Linked DNA regions of Homo sapiens: region 1 is linked to region 2. Evidence: chromatin loops called from intact Hi-C (ENCODE). Cell type or tissue: heart left ventricle. All regions are shown on one strand. Each heading gives the region's core, and the rest is flanking DNA. Links, peaks and the distances in the headings are about the cores only.

What was found. Hi-C counts contacts between places; a loop is a spot of excess contacts. Peaks named below come from ENCODE experiments on the same cell type or tissue, not always from the same donor. Only the 100,000 strongest peaks of a DNase experiment are listed, where the experiment ranks them.
Region 1: it touches region 2 in a loop (3.0-fold over the local background); 6 of 110 quality-filtered maps call a loop at or near these places.

Annotation. Positions count from the first base shown.
Region 1 is chr5:10,142,549-10,151,218 of GRCh38, forward strand. No RefSeq gene overlaps it. Among named protein-coding and RNA genes, the nearest start is that of ATPSCKMT, 100 kb to the right of the region's middle. In heart left ventricle, for the core only: a CTCF peak has its summit at 3,540 (motif pointing left); no DNase peak of the experiment used is centred there.
Region 2 is chr5:9,768,965-9,777,634 of GRCh38, forward strand. The region is part of intron 4 of LINC02112 (long intergenic non-protein coding RNA 2112); the gene reads right to left. It overlaps LOC105374649 (a long non-coding RNA gene), which reads left to right. Exons shown (of 3, transcript XR_925776.2): 2 at 6,534-6,619; 3 at 7,690-7,862. It also overlaps a transcript of TAS2R1 not described here. Among named protein-coding and RNA genes, the nearest start is that of LINC02221, 81 kb to the right of the region's middle. RefSeq lists enhancers at 5,672-6,264, 6,407-7,606. In heart left ventricle, for the core only: a CTCF peak has its summit at 5,680 (motif pointing right); no DNase peak of the experiment used is centred there.

The DNA of each region.
Region 1 (8,670 bases), core at 2,086-4,585, 370 kb after region 2:
CTCTTTCTTTTATAAATTACCCAGTCTCAGGAAGTTCTTCATAGTAGTGTGCGAATGGACTAATACAATGTGGAAGCTAAAAAAAGTGGATCTTAGGGAGGCAGAGAGTAGAATGATATTTACCAGAGGGTGGGGAAACACGGGGAGGAAGATAGGTTGGTTAATGGATACAAACATACTGTGATGGTTAATACTGAGTGTCAACTTGATTGGATTGAAGGATACAAAGTATTGATCCTGGGTGTGTCTCTGAGGGTGTTGCCAAAAGAGATTAACATTTGAGTCAGTGGTCTGAGGAAGGGAGATCCACCCTTAGTCTGCTGGGCACCATCTAATCGCAGCCATCGAATATAAAGCAGGCAGAAAAACGGGAAAAGGAGAGACTAGCTTAGCCTCCCAGCCTACATTTTTCTCCTGTGCTGGATGCTTCCTGTCCTCAAACATCGAACTCCAAGTTCTTCAGTTTTGAGACTCGGACTGGCTCTCCTATCTCCTTAAGCTTGCAGACAGCCTATTGTGGGAACTTGTGATGGTGTAAGTTAATACTTAATAAACTCATATATATATATATATCATATATATGATATATATATGAGTTTATACATATATCATATATATGATATATATATGAGTTTATATATATATCATATATATGATATATATGAGTTTATATATATATCATATATATGATATATATATGAGTCTATATATATATATATCCTGTTAGATCTGTCGCTCTAGAGAACCGTAATACATATACAGTTCTCGTGTTCAATAGCACAGTTGATTGACTACAGTTAACAATAATCTATTGTATATTTCAAAATAGCTAGAAGATTTGAAATGTTCCCAACACAAAGAAATGATACATGTTCAAGGTGATGAATATCCTAAATACCCCAATTTGATCATTACACATTGTGTGCATATATCAAAATATCACATGTACACCATAATTATGTACAAATATCATAAAATGTACATATGCAGGTAAATATTTTGCCCTTAGCTTCAACGGATATAAAATTACTCTATCAAGTTGCTACAAAAGTTTCTAAACACTCTCCATTTCAGCACTTATCTCACCACAGAAAGTAACAAAGAGTTCTTGGACTGGCATAGCCCGTGAACTACCTGGAATTGTGCTGCCCCGGACTGAGGGTCAGCAAACTCCTGCCCAAGGGCAGGCCAAATCCATCATCTTGTCATTTAAGTATTGTCTGAGGCTGCCTTTGGGCTTTCGTGCTACAAAAGCAGACTTGAAACAACCACTTACTAAATGGCCTTTTATTGAAAAATGTTTGCCAACTCCTGCCCTAGTCTACTTCAAAAACACTGCCCACCCATCTCAGTACCTCCAGTCTTCCCAAAGCCACAGCTGCTTACCTCCTCCAGTAACCATGAGAGAATTTCTTCAATAACGACAAGAAGATAGTATTTACCAAGTAGATCAGCTTCCTAGGGCTGCTGTAACAAATTACAGCAAAGGGTGGCTTAAAAACAGAAATTTCGTTTCCCACAGTTCTCAAGGCCAGAAGTCCAAAATCAAGGTGTAGAGATGGCTGTACTTCCTCCAAAAGCTCTAAGGGAAACACCTTCCTTCCCTCTTCCAGTTTCTGGTAGCTCCTGGTATTTCTTGGCTTCTCCCTGCATCACCCCAATCTCTGCCTCCATCTCCACATGGCCCTCTTGTCTATGTCTGTGTCTTCTCTTCTAAGTCCGCCTGCCATTGGACTTAGGGCCTATCTGGATAATCCAGGATGATCTCATCTCAAGATCTTTAAATTGATTACATCTATGAAGACCCTTTCTCCAAATTAGGTCACATTCGCAGGTTCCAAAAGTTGCAACATTGATACTATGGTTTGAATGTTTGCCCCCTCCAAAACTCGTGTTGAAACTTAATCCCCAATGTAATATTGTTAAAATGAGAGGCCTTTAAGAAGTAACACCAACATGGTACATGTACACATATGTAACAAACCTGCACGTTGTGCACATGTACCTTAAAACTTAAAGTATAATAATAATAAAATTTAAAAAAAAGAAGTAATTGGATCATGAGGGCTCTGCTCCAAGTCATTAACGGGTTAATGAATTAATGGGTTATCACTGGAGTGAACCTGTTAAAAAGCCAGTTTGGCTCTCAGTGAGCCTCTCTTGCCCTGTGATGCCTTCACCATGTTATGACACAGCCCAAGGCCCTCTCCAGAAGCCAACCAGATGCAGCCACCTGATTTGGACTTCCCAGCCTCCGTAACTATAAGAAATAAATTTATTTTCTTTATAAACTACCCAGTCTCCATTATTCAGTTACAGCAACAGAAAATGGACTAAGACGGTGGACATATCTTCTGGGTGGGGGCACGGTTCAAGCCACGACACTGAGTGTTTACTCTGTACCAGACGGTGTTCTCATTCTCTAATCTCAACCTCACAGCACCTTTATGTGGAAAACACTGTCCTCATTTTACAAATGAGTAAATCAAGTCCCCAAGAAGAATCCACATATAATTTTCCAAGGATTACACAATGAGACAGAGGTAGGATTCAGGCCCATACCCATAACCACTGCAACCTGCAGCCCTGAGGGTCTTGGGAGCATTCACTGGGTGCTCTGCGTGTGTCAAGCAGCAGTCTCAGCACTCTGCACATATCATGGCCCCTTAATTCTCATAATAAATATGGGAGATTGCCGTTATTATTATTATTATTACTTTATAGAGGAGAAAATAGAGATTTAGTCTTAAAGACTAAGATCACCCAGCTAATCAGTGGCAACATTAGGGCTTGAACCTAGGTCTATTGGAAAACAAAGCCAGACTCATTTCTACGACACTAAGCAAAACTTTGTATAACAGCAGGGCAATTCCCAAACTCAAACTCCATCAGCCTCAGAGAGTAAGCCCATGAAGTTATCATGAGCCACTGAGATTGTCACCTCCTATCCTTGCTGAGTGAGTCCTGACGGGCCTCAGGGCCCCAGGCTCCCTTGGTCCTGTGGCTCAGACTTCACCAGGCCTTCAGGTCTTGCGAATCCAGCCAGAAGATGGGGAAGAGGGGAGGAGAGTGACACACTCACTTCTTAACTTGCCTTGGAGGTGACAATGCACTCTTTTTCACATTCCATTGGCCAGAACTAGACACATGCAAGGGAGGCTGGGGCACTCTACATCATGGAAGGAGGCCCCCAAATTTTAAGCAGACAACTAGTCACCTCCCTATATTAAAAAGCTATTTTATAAAACCTTCGAAATTCTCAGGGTTTTGGCACATAGCAGTAATTCAGTAATTTTTTGAATGAATGATTGAAGCTAACTGGGGAAAAATAAAGCTGGCTCCACAAGCTGGACAGCAGAGCTACCGGAGCAGTAAGTCCGCAGTGGTCAGGTGTAGTGCAAAGTACTACTGGCCTCTATGACCCTTTCCTACAAATGACTAAAAGGCACCTCTTCTTTAAGACTTCCGTCTATCATAAAATCATCACACTCTACTGATTTTTGTTAGAACAAGGCAATTTACTGCCATCTGCTGGAAATGTAACATACACAAATCCGCAATGTCTGTAATGTGAGTGGTAACTGCCGGCAATGGGCACCATTGTGCAATGCACAACCTGCACAACTGTACAGAGCAGCTCTGAGTGCTGATGGTAAGACCAGAGGAGCAACAGAGGAAAGTGAGGTCCTCACTGTGTGGATAAGAGTCCTCTGCATGTGGGGAGACCGCAGGATGGACCCAATGGTGCTGATACTGGCTCCTTGTATTTTGCTTGCTGGTGGAGGAAAGATCTGGGGGCCAAGGCAGGGGCACAGGCCTCCTCCGTCATCAGGAGGGACAAACACCTCTTCTGTACAGGCCTGGGTCTCAAAGGCCAATTCAATAGAGTTCATAAGGAAGGCAGAAACTTTATGGTTCTCAGTCTTGCTGACAAGCCAAGAATGTAAATTGCCTGAGAGCAGGGGCCACTTCCACAACATAGGGTCAGTCAGATGCCCCAAGAAGCTCCCAGACTCACACCCCTGGAGTGGGCCTTGTCCTGAGCCAGGAGGGCAGCCTGGCCAGTGGATCACTCCCACCGGGTGGGACACATTGGTTTCAAGGGATTGTGCCATACTGGGCTCCCGGAATGGTGCTGATGTGCTGACTTGGGAGGATTGCTCACGGCAGACACGGGACAAGCTCAGGGCTCTGAGCCCCTGCAGAGCCCCTTTTGACTCTGGGACAAGAGTCGAGTGTGTGGGTCTGTGCATGGCACTCACCCGTCTGTTCTAATTACAGGGCCACCTCGGGGCCACAGTGCTTGTGGAGCTCGGGTGGTGGAAAGCATCCTTAACCCTGGCAAGCAAGGAGGTTACCCCAACTCCTTTGCAGGCTCTGTGTTGCACCCCGCTTCCAAGACTTTCCAGACCAGCAGCCATGGGGCTTTGGGATTGATCTCCTCTCCCATTTCCAATTGATGCGGTGATATCACACTCATCACACCTAGAACAATTTTTTTCTTACATTGTTTTACCCCTTTTAAATAAGCTTTATTTTTTGTATCAGCTTTACGTTTACAACAAAATTGAGCAGATACTAGAGAGAGTTCCCATATTCCCCTACCCCACACAGGTACAGCCTCTCCCACTATCAACCTCCCTGATTTTAAGTTGTTTATTTTGGGGGTTTTGTTTTTTTGAGACAGGATCTCGCTCTGTTGCCTAGGCTAGAGGGCAGTGGCATGATCACAGCTCACTGCAGCCTCAACTTCCTGGGCTCAAGAGATCCCGTCACCTCGGCCTCTTGAGTAGCTGGGACCACAGGACCCGATAGCAACACTATACCTGGCTAACTTTTTTTTAAGAGATGGGGTCTCCCTATTTTGCTGTTCTTGAACTCCTGGGCTCAAGTGATCCTCCTGCCTCAGCCTCCCAAAGTTCTGGGATTGCAGGTGTGAGCCACCATGCCCAGCTAAGTTTTTAATTTTTTTGTTATATTTTTATAAAAGAAAAATAACATCAAGACACTTCATAAATGGGTGCAGAAAATTATAACAACTAAACACTTATATTTAGTCCCATATACACATGTACAATGGCTGGAACAGACAGAATGCTATTTTTACAAACCATCAGGTTCTTGGACAATCCAGGATTTCTCAAGGTTCCCAGATCTCTGAGAATACCTGGTGGATTATCTCTGGGATAACACACAGAAGCTGTCTGCAAACCTTCAGATGGACTTTTTTTTTTTTAACTTTTATCATAAGTTCAGGGGGTATTAGTGCAGATTTGTTATGTAGGTAAACTTGTGTCATATGGGTTTGTTGTACAGATTATTTCATCACCCAGGTATTAAGCCTTCTACCCATTAGTTACTTTTTCTGATCCTCTCTCTCCTCTCGCCCTCCACCCTCCAAAAGCCCCCAGATGAACATTTTTATAGAAGTAACGGGAAATACAGTGGGAATCCTTGAGTTGTATTTTCTAGGGTCAGTCTTAAGCTCCACAGGATGAGGGGAGGATATTTCTTGCACCCACAGCCCACTCCCACCACACCCTGGGCCCCTCATGATTAACATTCAGCAAGATCACATCCTAGGAATGCAGCAATCAGTGTCTAAAAGAAAACGTGGCTGGGAGATGTGCTGCTCTACCTTTATGCTATAAAATCTGTACATTTAACATGGTCAGAAATGAATTCTCACTCACATTTTACTGCTTTCTCTGGGGAAGACTTGCATTTGTGGTCATCATTGACAGAACGCAGTCATCATCTCGAAGAGTGTCTGGAAGCCAGGGTCCCCGACCAGCACAAGGGATGGGACAGTGTCATGAGTAACGGTGTCACCAGCCTTAAGTAAATGGACTGGGGACATTCAGAGGCAAGATGAGCTATGCCATTTCAATGCAAACAGCTTGCAAAGAGCCAAAGAGGTTATGAGTGACAACCTTAACGTAACAACCAGGTGACATGTGGAATTGTTTTGGAATGTTGTCTTTGGCAATAAATACTAGGAAGCTATGGTTTCTAGATCTGAACAGAAAGAGATGGCACCTGGGGAGGAGAACAACTTTCACATGCCTCAATTGGAAAACATGTAAATACATAAGTACCTCTATGCTACTTATTATTCTAAATCCTTATTGATAAATCACTATGCCCCACATGGGCCCATACGTCTTGTCACACATTTATTAATCAAATAATTACTACAGACAGAGACCTCATATAAGAATATTTTCCTGGGATCCCACACAACCTAGGGAAAGCCCAGGTGAGTACCCCAATAAATACTGCTTGAAGGAGATTAGGAAAAGAAATGAATGGGCTCAAATAGGAAAGTTGGAAGAATTCAAGTATATACATCAGGAGGAAAGGGGGGGAGGGAAATGAGTTAATAAAACAAATAAGAATTGATCATATGTTTCACATTTAAAAATAGTTATAATTGACCCGGCGTCTCATATTTTGGATAGAAGAGAAGAAATTCAGCTCCACACCTTGTCAGAAAAATATAGCATTGAGATTCAGAAAATACACACACAGCCGGGGCATTTCCCTTTCCAATAACGTGTTACTAGTTAGAGTCGACATAACCAATAGAAACATTAATATAGGTTTAAACAAGTGTATCTCCTAGGCAGATCCTTAAATTCCTTTAATTTTACATTAGGATATAAAATCGCTCATTCTAATGGGTTAGTAAATGCATATAGTCCTTCAGAAGCCTCATTGATGAAAACACAGCACAGGCAGAGGGAAATAGACTGTTATTTCTGCTCTGGCTGTATTTCCATTTCCTAATAACAGTAATGAACTTGAAGCATCGTATTTGCACACAAATAGGTCTAGATTCCAGTTTGGCTGCAGCTATACAGTTAAGCGTGTCACTGATGTGCACTTCCCAGCCTCAAAACACAATTTAAAGATCACTTTATGGAGAGTCGAATTACAGCAATGTGCTTAAGCATTAGGGCTGTGGTATTTCTAAAAACTGTTGGCAACAGGGCCAAGTTCTATGGCTCATAAAAGTCGATCACAAAGTTCTGAGCTACTGCAGCTCATTGATTGTGGTTATCCTTTAAGTTTCTTAATGTTCCCACCCATGGTATACTGGCACCCATTCCATTTCTCAAGCTTTGACACTGTTCTTTCCTTCCTTCCCCTTCTCCTTGCTCACACGTTTACAAACGACTGCTCTGGGCCATGCCCAGGTAGAGTCGTGCACAGGTCCTACCCTCCAGCAGCTCAGAATGTGCTTAGGCCGACGCGAAAACAAGTAAGTACAATGTGAATATTGATGCGTACCAGTCACCATGAAAACACAGAACGGGGAACACCTGCTGCCGCCCACCTGAACTGAGCCTTCGTGAACATGAGTTCAACAAGCAAACCATGGGATGGGGGGCAAGAAATGGCATTTCCAGCAGATATAAACGAACACAGGTACATTTTAAAACAAAGCAAATGCACCAATGCACAATGTCCTCAGGAAACAGGGGCGTGATAAGCGGGTGGTGTGGCCAGATGGTAAAACAGGGGCGGGGCTGGAAAGTTAAGGCCGGACGCTGAGTGTCCTTTACTACTAAGCTTAAGAGTTCATACTACAGGCACCTGGGGGCCACCAAGAGGTTTTACTGGTCTGGCTGGTTGTTATTGCTGCTGTTGTTGTTGCTTCGAGTAAGCGGAAGAGATGATAGCAGTGTGGAGGACGACTGTGACGGGGTAGAAAGGTGGGTAGTGGAGGCCGGGAGAGCAGCCGAAAGTCTCTCCCTGCACTTAGGCACAAAACCCCGGTTCTGAATGAAGCAACTGCAGGAGAAGAGGTAAGCAGCTGGCTTCAAGTGGTCTGTAAGCAGGGGCTATACCCCGGGCTTGGTGTCCAGATGGATATAAACAGCAAGAAGAAGGTGAAATAACGGCACAAAATTTCCACCCCAAGGAAACAGACAGAAGCTGATGCCAGTCTTTAAAAACTCAGGAATATAAAAGGAAAAACTGTTTAGGAGATCAGAATTAATTTGACTTTGGACGTTACGTTTGCATATCCATAGGGAGAAGCCCACAGGCCACACCGAGGCAGAAGAGACTGTGGGTGTAGAATTTGTGAGGGTCCCAGGGAAAGAGGAGAGGAGGGCTCAACAATCGGGTAGTGGTCGTGTCCAAGGAAGCCGCAGCTGAGACCCTGGAAGGGGAAGCCTGAGTTCAAGTCAGCATGGAGTGCCAACAGGCTAAGCCAAAAAACATCTCGTGCTGTTGGCAAAGGGCTGGCCCAGAAGAAAGCGTCGCAGGTTATGTATGGGCCTCAGCGGAACTGGGCCTTCCCAGAAAAGGGAGAAGAACGAGGTCACAGGTGAAGAGAGGAGGTGCTGGCACCTGTCAGAGTGGAGGCGGAGGACCTGAGATTTGCCTTATCAGATGGGGTGGGATGGGATGAGCTCAACTGAAGATGCACCAACAAGATAGGCACCAAGGCCAGGCACAGTGGCTCACACCTTAATCCCAACACTTTGGGAGGCCAAGGTGGGAGGATCACTTGAGCCCAGGAGTTTGAGGCCAGCCTGGACAACATGGCAAAACCTTGTCTCTACTAAACATTTTTTTTTTAATGGTCGGGGGTGGTGGTGTGCCCTTCTAGTTCTAGCTACTCTAGAGGCTGAGATGGGAGGATCACTTGAGCCCAGG
Region 2 (8,670 bases), core at 4,147-6,646:
ATTGTTGACTGTAGTCACCCTGTTGTATTATCAAATGCTAGATCTTATTCATTCTATCTAATTATATTTTTGTACCCATTAACTAGCTCCACTTCCCACGCCCTCATCACTACCCTTTCCAGCCTCTGGTAACAATCATTCTACTCTCTGTTTCCATGACTTCAGTTGTTTTAATTTTTAGCTCTCATAAATAAGTGAGAACTTATTTGTCTTTCTGTGCCTGGTTTATTTCACTTAACATAATGACCTCTAGTTCCATTTATGTTGTTGCAAATGACAGGATCTCATTCTTTTTTTATGGCTGAATAGTACACCATTGCACATATGTACCATGTTTTCTTTATCTATTAATCTGTTGATGGAAACAGGTTGCTTGCAAATCTTGGCTATTGTGAACAATGCTGCAATAAACATGGAAGTGCAGATATCTCTTTTATATACTGATTTCTTTGGGGTATATACCTAGCAGTGGGATTGCTGGATTATATAAAGGTTCTATTTATAGTCTAGTGAAGAACCTCCAAACTGTTCTCCATAATGGTTGTACTAATTTACATTCTCACTAACAATGTATGAGGGTTCCTTTTCTCCACATCTTTGCCAGAATTTGTTATTGCCTGTCTTTTGGATATAAGCCATTTTAACTGGAGTAAGATAATATCTCATTATAGTTTTGATTTGCAGTTCTCTGATGGTCAGCGATGTTGACCCCCTTTTCATACACCTGTTTATCACTTGTATGTCTTCTTTTGAGAAATATCTATTTGGATATTTTGCCCATTTTTGAACTGGATTGTTAGATTTTTTTTGTATAGAGTTGTTTGAGCTCCTTGTATATTCTGGTTACTAATCCCTTGTCAGATGGATAGTTTGCAAATATTTTCTCCCATTCTATGGATTATCTCTTCAGTTTCTTGATTCTTTCCTTGTCTGTGCAGAAGCTTTTTAACTTGATGTGATCCCCTTTGTCCATTTCTGCTTTGTTTGCCTGTGCTTGTGGAGTTTTACTCAAGAAATCTGTGCCCCAACTCCAATGTCCTGGAGAGTTTCCCCAATGTTTTATTGTAGTAATTTCATAGTTTGGGTATTAAATTTAAGTCTTTAATCCATTTTAGTTTGATTTTTTATATGGCAAGATGGGGTCTAGTATTGTTCTTCTTCAGATGGATATTCAGTTTTCCCACATGTTTATTGAAGAGATTATCCTTTCACCAATGTATGTTCTTGGCACCTTTGTCCAAAACGAGGTCATTGTAAATGTATGGGTTTGTTTCCAGGTTCTCTATTCTGTTTAATTGGTCTATGTGTCTGTTTTTATGCCAGTACCATGCTGCCTTGGTTACTATAACTCTGCAATAATTTGAAATCAAGTGAAGTAATTCTTCCAGTTTTGCTCCTTTTGCTCAGGATAACTGGCTATTTGGCTATTTTGGGTCTTTTGTGGTTCCATATAAATTTTAGGATTGTTTTTTCTATTTCTCTGAGAAATGTCATTGGTATTTTGATAGGGATGGCATTAAATCTATAGATTACTTTGGTTAGTATGGACATTTTAACAATATTGATTCTTCCAAACTGTAAAAATGGAATATCTTTACACTTTTTGTGTGTCCTCTTCAATTTCTTGCATCAATTATAGAAATATCTCACTTATTTTATTACATTAATTCCTAGGTATTTAATTTCATTTGTAGCTATTGTAAATGTGATTACTTTCTTGATTTCTTTTTTGGATTGTTCACTGTTGGCATATAGAAAAGGTACTCATTTTTGTATGTTACTTTTGTATCCTGCAACTTTACTGCATTGGTTTCTCAGTTCTAATAGTTTTTTGGTGGACTCGTTAGGTTTTCCCAAATATAATAATATCTGCAAACAAGGATAATTTGGCTTCTTCCTTTCCAATTTGGTTTCCCTTTCTTTCTTTCTCTTGTCTGATTGCTCTAATTAGGACTTCTAGTACTATGTGGAATAACAGTGGTGAGAATGGGCATCCTTGTCATGTTGCAGATCAGAAAGGAAAGGCCTCCAGCTTTTCTCCATTCAGTGTGAAGCTAGCTGTGCATTTGTCGTATATGGCTTGCATTGTGTGTTGAGTTATGTTCTTCTACATCCAATTTTTGAGGGTATTTATCATGAAGGGATGTTTAATTTTATAAACTGTTTTTTCAGCATCAGTTGAAATGATCACATGGTTTTTATTCTTCATTCTGTTGATATGATGTATCACATTGATTGCCAGTGTGAATCAATCTTTGCCAGATCTTTGCCAGATTTTGGCAAAGTTTTTTCAGCATCAGTTGAAATGATCACGTGGTTTTTATTCTTCATTCTGTTGATATGATGTATCACACTGATTGATTTGCATATGTTAAACCATCCTTGCATCCCTGGGATAAATCATCCTTGATTATGATGAATTATCTTGTTAATGTGTTGTTGAATTTGATTTGCTAATATTTTGCTAAGGGTTTTGCATCAATTTTCATGGGAATATTGGTCTGTAGGTTTATTTTTCTGATGTGTTTTTATCTGGTTTTGGTATCAGGGTAAAAGTGGCCTTATAGAATGAGTTTGAAAGTATTCTTTCCTCCTCTTTTTTCAGAATAGTCTGAGTAGTATTGGTATGAATTATTTAAATGTTTGTTAATATTCTGCAGTGAAACCATCAGGTCCAGGGCTTTTCTTTGCTGGGAGACTTTTTATTATGGCTCCTATCTTGTTATTTGTTATTAGTCTGTTCAAGTTTTGAATTTCTTCATGGTACAATCTTAGTAGATTGTATGTGTCCAGCAATGTATCTGTTTCTAGGTTTTCCCACTTATTGGCATATAGTTGCTCACAGTAGCCTCTAATGATCACTTGAATTTCTGAAGTGTCAGTTGTAATGTCTCATTTTTCATCTCTGGTTTTATTTATTTGGGTCTTCTCTTTTTTTCTTCATCTGGCTAAAAGTTTGTCAATTTTGTTTATCTCTTCAAAAAACAACTTTTAATTTTGTTTATCTTTTTTATTGTTCTATTTATTTCAACTTCATTTATTTCTGCTCTGATCTTTATTATTTCTTTTATTCTACTAATTTTGAGTTCTATTTGCCCTTGCTTTTCTAGTTTTTAAGATGCACCATTAGGTTGTTTATTCGAAGTTTTTCTTCTTTCCTGATGTAGGCACTTACAGCTATAAATTTTCCCTCTTAGTACTGTTTTTGCTATATCCCATAGGTTTTGGTACGTTATATTGCCATTATGATTTGCTTCAAGACATTTTTCAATTTCCTTCTTAATTTCTTCATTGACACACTGGCCATTCTGGAGCATATTGTTTAATTTCCATGTGTTTGTATAGTTTCCAAAGTTTCTCTTGTTATTGATTTGTAGCATTATGTCATTGTGGTCAGAGAAGATGCTTGATATCATTTCAATTTTTTTAATGTTTTAAGACTTGTTTTGTGACCTTATATGTGGTGTATCCTTGAGAATGATCTTTGCGCTGAGGAGAAGGATGTGTATTCTGCAGCTGTTGGATAAAATGTTGGGTAAATGTCTACTAGGTTCATTTGGTCTATAGTGTAGATTAAGTCCAATGTTTCTTTGTTGATTTTGTCTGGAAGATCTAATGCTAAAAGACAGGTGTTGAAGTCTCCAGCTATGATTGTATTGGGGCCTCTCTCTCTCTTTAGTTCTAATAATATTTGCTTTATATAGCTGGGTGTTCCAGTGTTGGGTGCATATGTATTTAAAATTGTTATATACTCTTATGGATTGACCCCTTTATTGTTATATGATATCCTTTGTGTCTTCTTACAGTTTTTGTCTTAAAGTCTATTTTGTCTGATATAAGTATAGCTACTTCTGCTCTTTTTTGGTTTCTACTTGCATGGAATATCTTTTTCCATCCCTTTATTTTCAGTCTATGTGTTCTTTATAGATGAAGTGTTTTCCTTGTAGACAGTAGGGCATTGGGTATTGTGTTTTTCATCCATTCAGCCACTCTTTGCGTTTTGATTAGAGTTTAGTCCATTTACTAATGTCACCATGTACCAATGTTATTATTGATAAGTAAGAATATACTCCTGCCACTTTGTTATTTTTCTGGTTGTCTTGTGGTCTTCTTTTCCTTCTTTCCTTCCTTCATTTCTTTTTTTTAGTGAAGGTGACTTTGTCTGGTGGTGTGATTTAATTTCTTGATTTTCATTTTTTTTGTGTGTATCTGTCATATGTTTTTTGATTTGAGGTTACCATGAGGCTTGCAAATACTATCTTAGAACCAACTATTTTAAGCTAATAACAACACTGCATAAACAAACAAGCAAACAATCAAAAAGTAATAAAAATGCTACACTTTAACTTCATCCTCTCTCTTTTTAACTTTTTTTTTGTTCTAGTTACACTTACTGTATGTAACGTCTATTTCTTGAAAACTGTTTGTAGCAATTTATTTTGATTGGTTAATCTTGTAGTCTTTATATTTAAGATATGAGTAGTTTACACACCACAATTACACTGTTACAATATTCTGTGTTTTTCTGTGTATTTACTAATAGCAGTGAGTTTTGTACCTTCAGATGATTTCTTATTGCTCATTAACATCCTTTTCTTTCAGACTGAAGAACTCCCTTTGGCATTTCTCACAGGACAGGTCTGGTGTTGATGAAATCCCTCAGCTTTTATCTGTCTGGGAAAGTCTTTCTTTCTCTTTCATGCTTGAAGAATATTTTCACTGGATATATTATTCTAGGATATAAGATTTTTCCTTCAGCACTTTAAATATGTCATGCCACTCTCTCCTGGCTTGTATGATTTCCACTAGAAAGTCGGCTGCCAAATGTATTAGAGCTGTATTAAATGTTATTTATTTTCTCCTGCTGCTTTAGGATACTTTCTTTACCCTTGACTTTTGAGTGCTTGCTAATTAAATGTCTTGATGTAGTCTTCTTTGGGTTAAATCTGCTTGATGTTCTATAGCCTTCTTGTACTTGAATGTTGATATATTTCTGTACATTTGCAAAATTTTCTGTTATTACCCTGTTGAACAAAACTTTCTACCCCTATCTCTTTTTCCACCTCCTCTTTAAGACCACTAACTCCTAGATTTGCCTTTGGAGGTTATTTTCTAAATCTTTCAGGCATGCTGCATTCTTTCTTACTCTGCTTTCTTTTGTCTTCTCTGACTGTGTATTTTCAAATAGCCTGTCTTCAAGTTCACCTAATTGTTTCTTCCATTTGATCAAGTCTACTGTTAAGAGACTCAGGCATCCTTCGGATGTCAATTGCAATTTTCAACTCCAGAATTTCTGCTTGATTCTTTGTAATTATTTCAGTCTCTTTGTTAGGTTTATCCGATGGAATTCTGAATTCCTCTGCTGTGTTATCTTGAGTTCCATTGAGTTTCCTCAAAACAGCTATTTTGAATTCTCTGTCTGAAAGATCACATAATCTGTTTCTCCATGATTGATCACTGATAACCTTATTAAGTTCGTTTAGTGAGATCACGTTTTCCTGGAAGGTCTTGATGTTTGTGGATGTTTGTCAATGTCTGGGCATTCAAGAGCTTGGCATTTATTGTAGTCCTGACAACCCGCATTTGTTTGTACTCATTGTTCTTGGGAAGGCTTTCCAGAGATTTGAAGGCACTTGGGTGTTATGATCTAAGCTTTTGGTCATGTAGCCATATCTGCATTAGGGGGCACCCCAAGCCTAATAACGTTGTGGTTCTTGCAGACTCATAGAGGTACTGCCTTTGTGGTCTTGGATAAGATCCAGAATAATTCTCTGGATTACCAGGCGGAGACTCTTGTTCTTTTCCCTAACTTCCACCAGACAAAGTCTCTCTCTGTGCTGAGCTGCCTGAAGCTGGGAAAGGTGACACAGGCACCTCTGTGGCCACCACCAGTGGGAGTGTGCTGGGTCAGACCTGAGGCCACCACAGTGCTTGGTCTCACCTAGGACTGGTGTAACCACTGCCCAGCTACCACCAATATTCACTCAAGGCCCTAGGGCTCTACAATCAGCAGCTGCAAAAGCAAGCTTAGGCTTCTGTCCTTCCCTTTAGGGTGGCAAGATCACCTCAGTCTCAGGCAGGTCCAGAGATGTCATTCAGGAGCCAGGGCCTGGAGTCAGAAACCTTAGGAATCTACTCAGTACTCTGTTCTACCATGGCTGAGCTGGCACCTAAACCAAAAGACAAAGTCTTTCCCACTCCTGCCCTCCCCTTTCTGCACACAAAGGACTCTCCCTGTGTCCACCGCCATCCCAGGCCTGTGGTGAATATTGCCTGGCTACTGCCAATGTTCACTCAAGGCTAAGGGCTCTTTAGTCAGCTTGTGGTGAATGCTGTCAGGCCTGGGACTCTTCCTTCAGGACAGTGGGCTCCTTGCTGGCCCAGGGCAGTCCAGAAATGCTGTCTGAGAGCCAACTTCTGGAACTGGGGACCCTGAGATCCTACTTGGTGCTCCATCCCACTGTGGCTGAGCTGGTGGTACCTGAGGTGCAAGACAATGTCTCCATTACTCTTCACTCTCCTTTTTCAAGCAGGAGTCTCTTCCATAGACATCACAGCTGGAAATGTGCTGAGTCATATCTGAAGCCAGGATGTTTCTGAGTCTCACCCAGGGCCCACAGTGAGTACTGTCTGGGGGCTGCTGTTGATTATTCAGGGCTCAAGGGCTCTCTCTCTCTAGTCAGCAGGTGATGAATCCTGCCAGGACTGGGTTCTTCCCTTCAAGGCAGTGGGTTCCCTTCTGGCCCAGGGTATATCTAGAAATTTTGCCCAGAAGCCAGGGCCTGGAATGGGGGCCTCAGGACTCTGTTGGGTGCCCCATCCTACTGTGGCTGAGCTGATATCCAAGTTGCAAGACAAAGTCCTCTTTACTCTCCCCTCTCCTCACCTCAAGAAAAAAATAAATAAAAAGGAATCTCTCCCAGAGGTTTGAGCTGAGCTGCCTGGAGTTGGGGTAGGGAGGGGTGGCACAAGCGCTCCCTTGGCTGCCCCAGCTGGTGTCTCCCTAGGTTGCATGCTTCCCAAGTCCACTGACTGTGAGCCCTGGACTTGCCCAGGATTTGCAGTTCTGGTGACCCAGACTGCCTTTCAGGTTGATTCAGAACCCCAGAACACTTTAGCCCATGGTGGCAAGGCTTGTTGGAACTCGGGTTCTCACCACTGGGATAGGTGATTCCCCTCTGGCTAGGGCTGGTCTAACTGCTCCCTCTGTGGACACAGGCTGAGTTCTGCCCAGTTTTGCTTTCCACTGTGACAGGGCAGCACTGTGTTCCAATGCAAAGTCCTGTAGTCACTGCACTCTCCCTCCCCCAAGTGCATGGATTCTCTCTCCATGCCACATGCCCACTGCCAGGTAATAGGGGAGGGATGGTGTCAGCAATTCAAAACTGTCTTTCCTACCCTCTTCAGTGCCTCCTTCAGTGACGTGAAATTAAAAAGAGGTAGTGTGATCGCTCCTGTGACTTTTGGTTTTTATGAAGGTGCTTTTTTGTGTGGACAGTTGTTTCTATCCAGAGTAATTTGGTGTTTCTGCAGGGAGGATGATCAGTGGAGGCTTCCATTCACCCATCTTCTCCTGCCTCCTCTCCTAATCACCTCTTAAATTCATGAGGAGATTCAAGTGGGCCTTTAGTGAGGTCAGGCACAACCACCCATGAAGCCCTGTTTTACTCACTTTCCCATTCCTCCTAGATGACTATTTCACCTGACTTTCAGCTTAATGACGTGGCTTCCTGCTTGACGTGGAAAGTGGAAGCACTCAGAGGAAGATGGCCAGACTCCCCACACCACATTTTCCTTCTTACAGTCGTCTATGTTGACACATTCTGCCTTCCATCTACAGGCATTCCTTGGAGATATTGCAGGTTCAGTTCCAGACCACCACAATAAAACAAATGTCCCAATAAAGTGAGTCATATGAATTTTCTGCTTTCCAAGTGCATATAGAAATTATGTTTGCACTATAATGTAGTCTATTAAGTGTGCAATAACATATGTTTAAAAAATGTACATACAGTAATTAAAAATACTTTTTTGATAAAAAATGCTAACGATCATCTGAGCCTTCAGCAAGTTGTAATCTTTTTGCTGGTGAAGGGTCTTGCTTCTATGTTGATGGCTGTTGATTGATCATGAGGGTGGTTGCTGAAGGCTGGGCTGGCTGTGGAAATTTCTTAAAATGAGACAACAGTGAAGTTTGCTGCATCGATTGACTCTCTCTTTCATGAAAGATTTCTCTGAAGCATGCAATACTGTTTGATAACATTTTACCCAGAGAACCTCTTTCAAAATTGGAATCAATCCCCTCAAACCCTGCTACTGCTTTATCAAATAAGTTTATGCAATATTCTAAGTCTTTTGTGGTTGTTTCAATAATAGTCACAGCATCTTTGCCAGGAGTAGATTCCCTCTCAAGAGACCACTTTCTGTGCTCATTCGTAAGAAGCAGCTCCTCAACTGCTAAAGTTTGATCATGACATTGAAGCAATTCAGTCGCATCTTCGGGCTCCACTTCGAATTCCAGTTCTCCCACTATTTTCACCATATCTGCCATTACTTCCTTCGCTGAAGCCTTGAATCCCTCAAAGTCATCCATGAGTTTTGGAATCAACTTCAAAACTCCAGTTAATGTTGATACTTTAACCTCTTTCCATGAATCACAAGTGTTCTTAA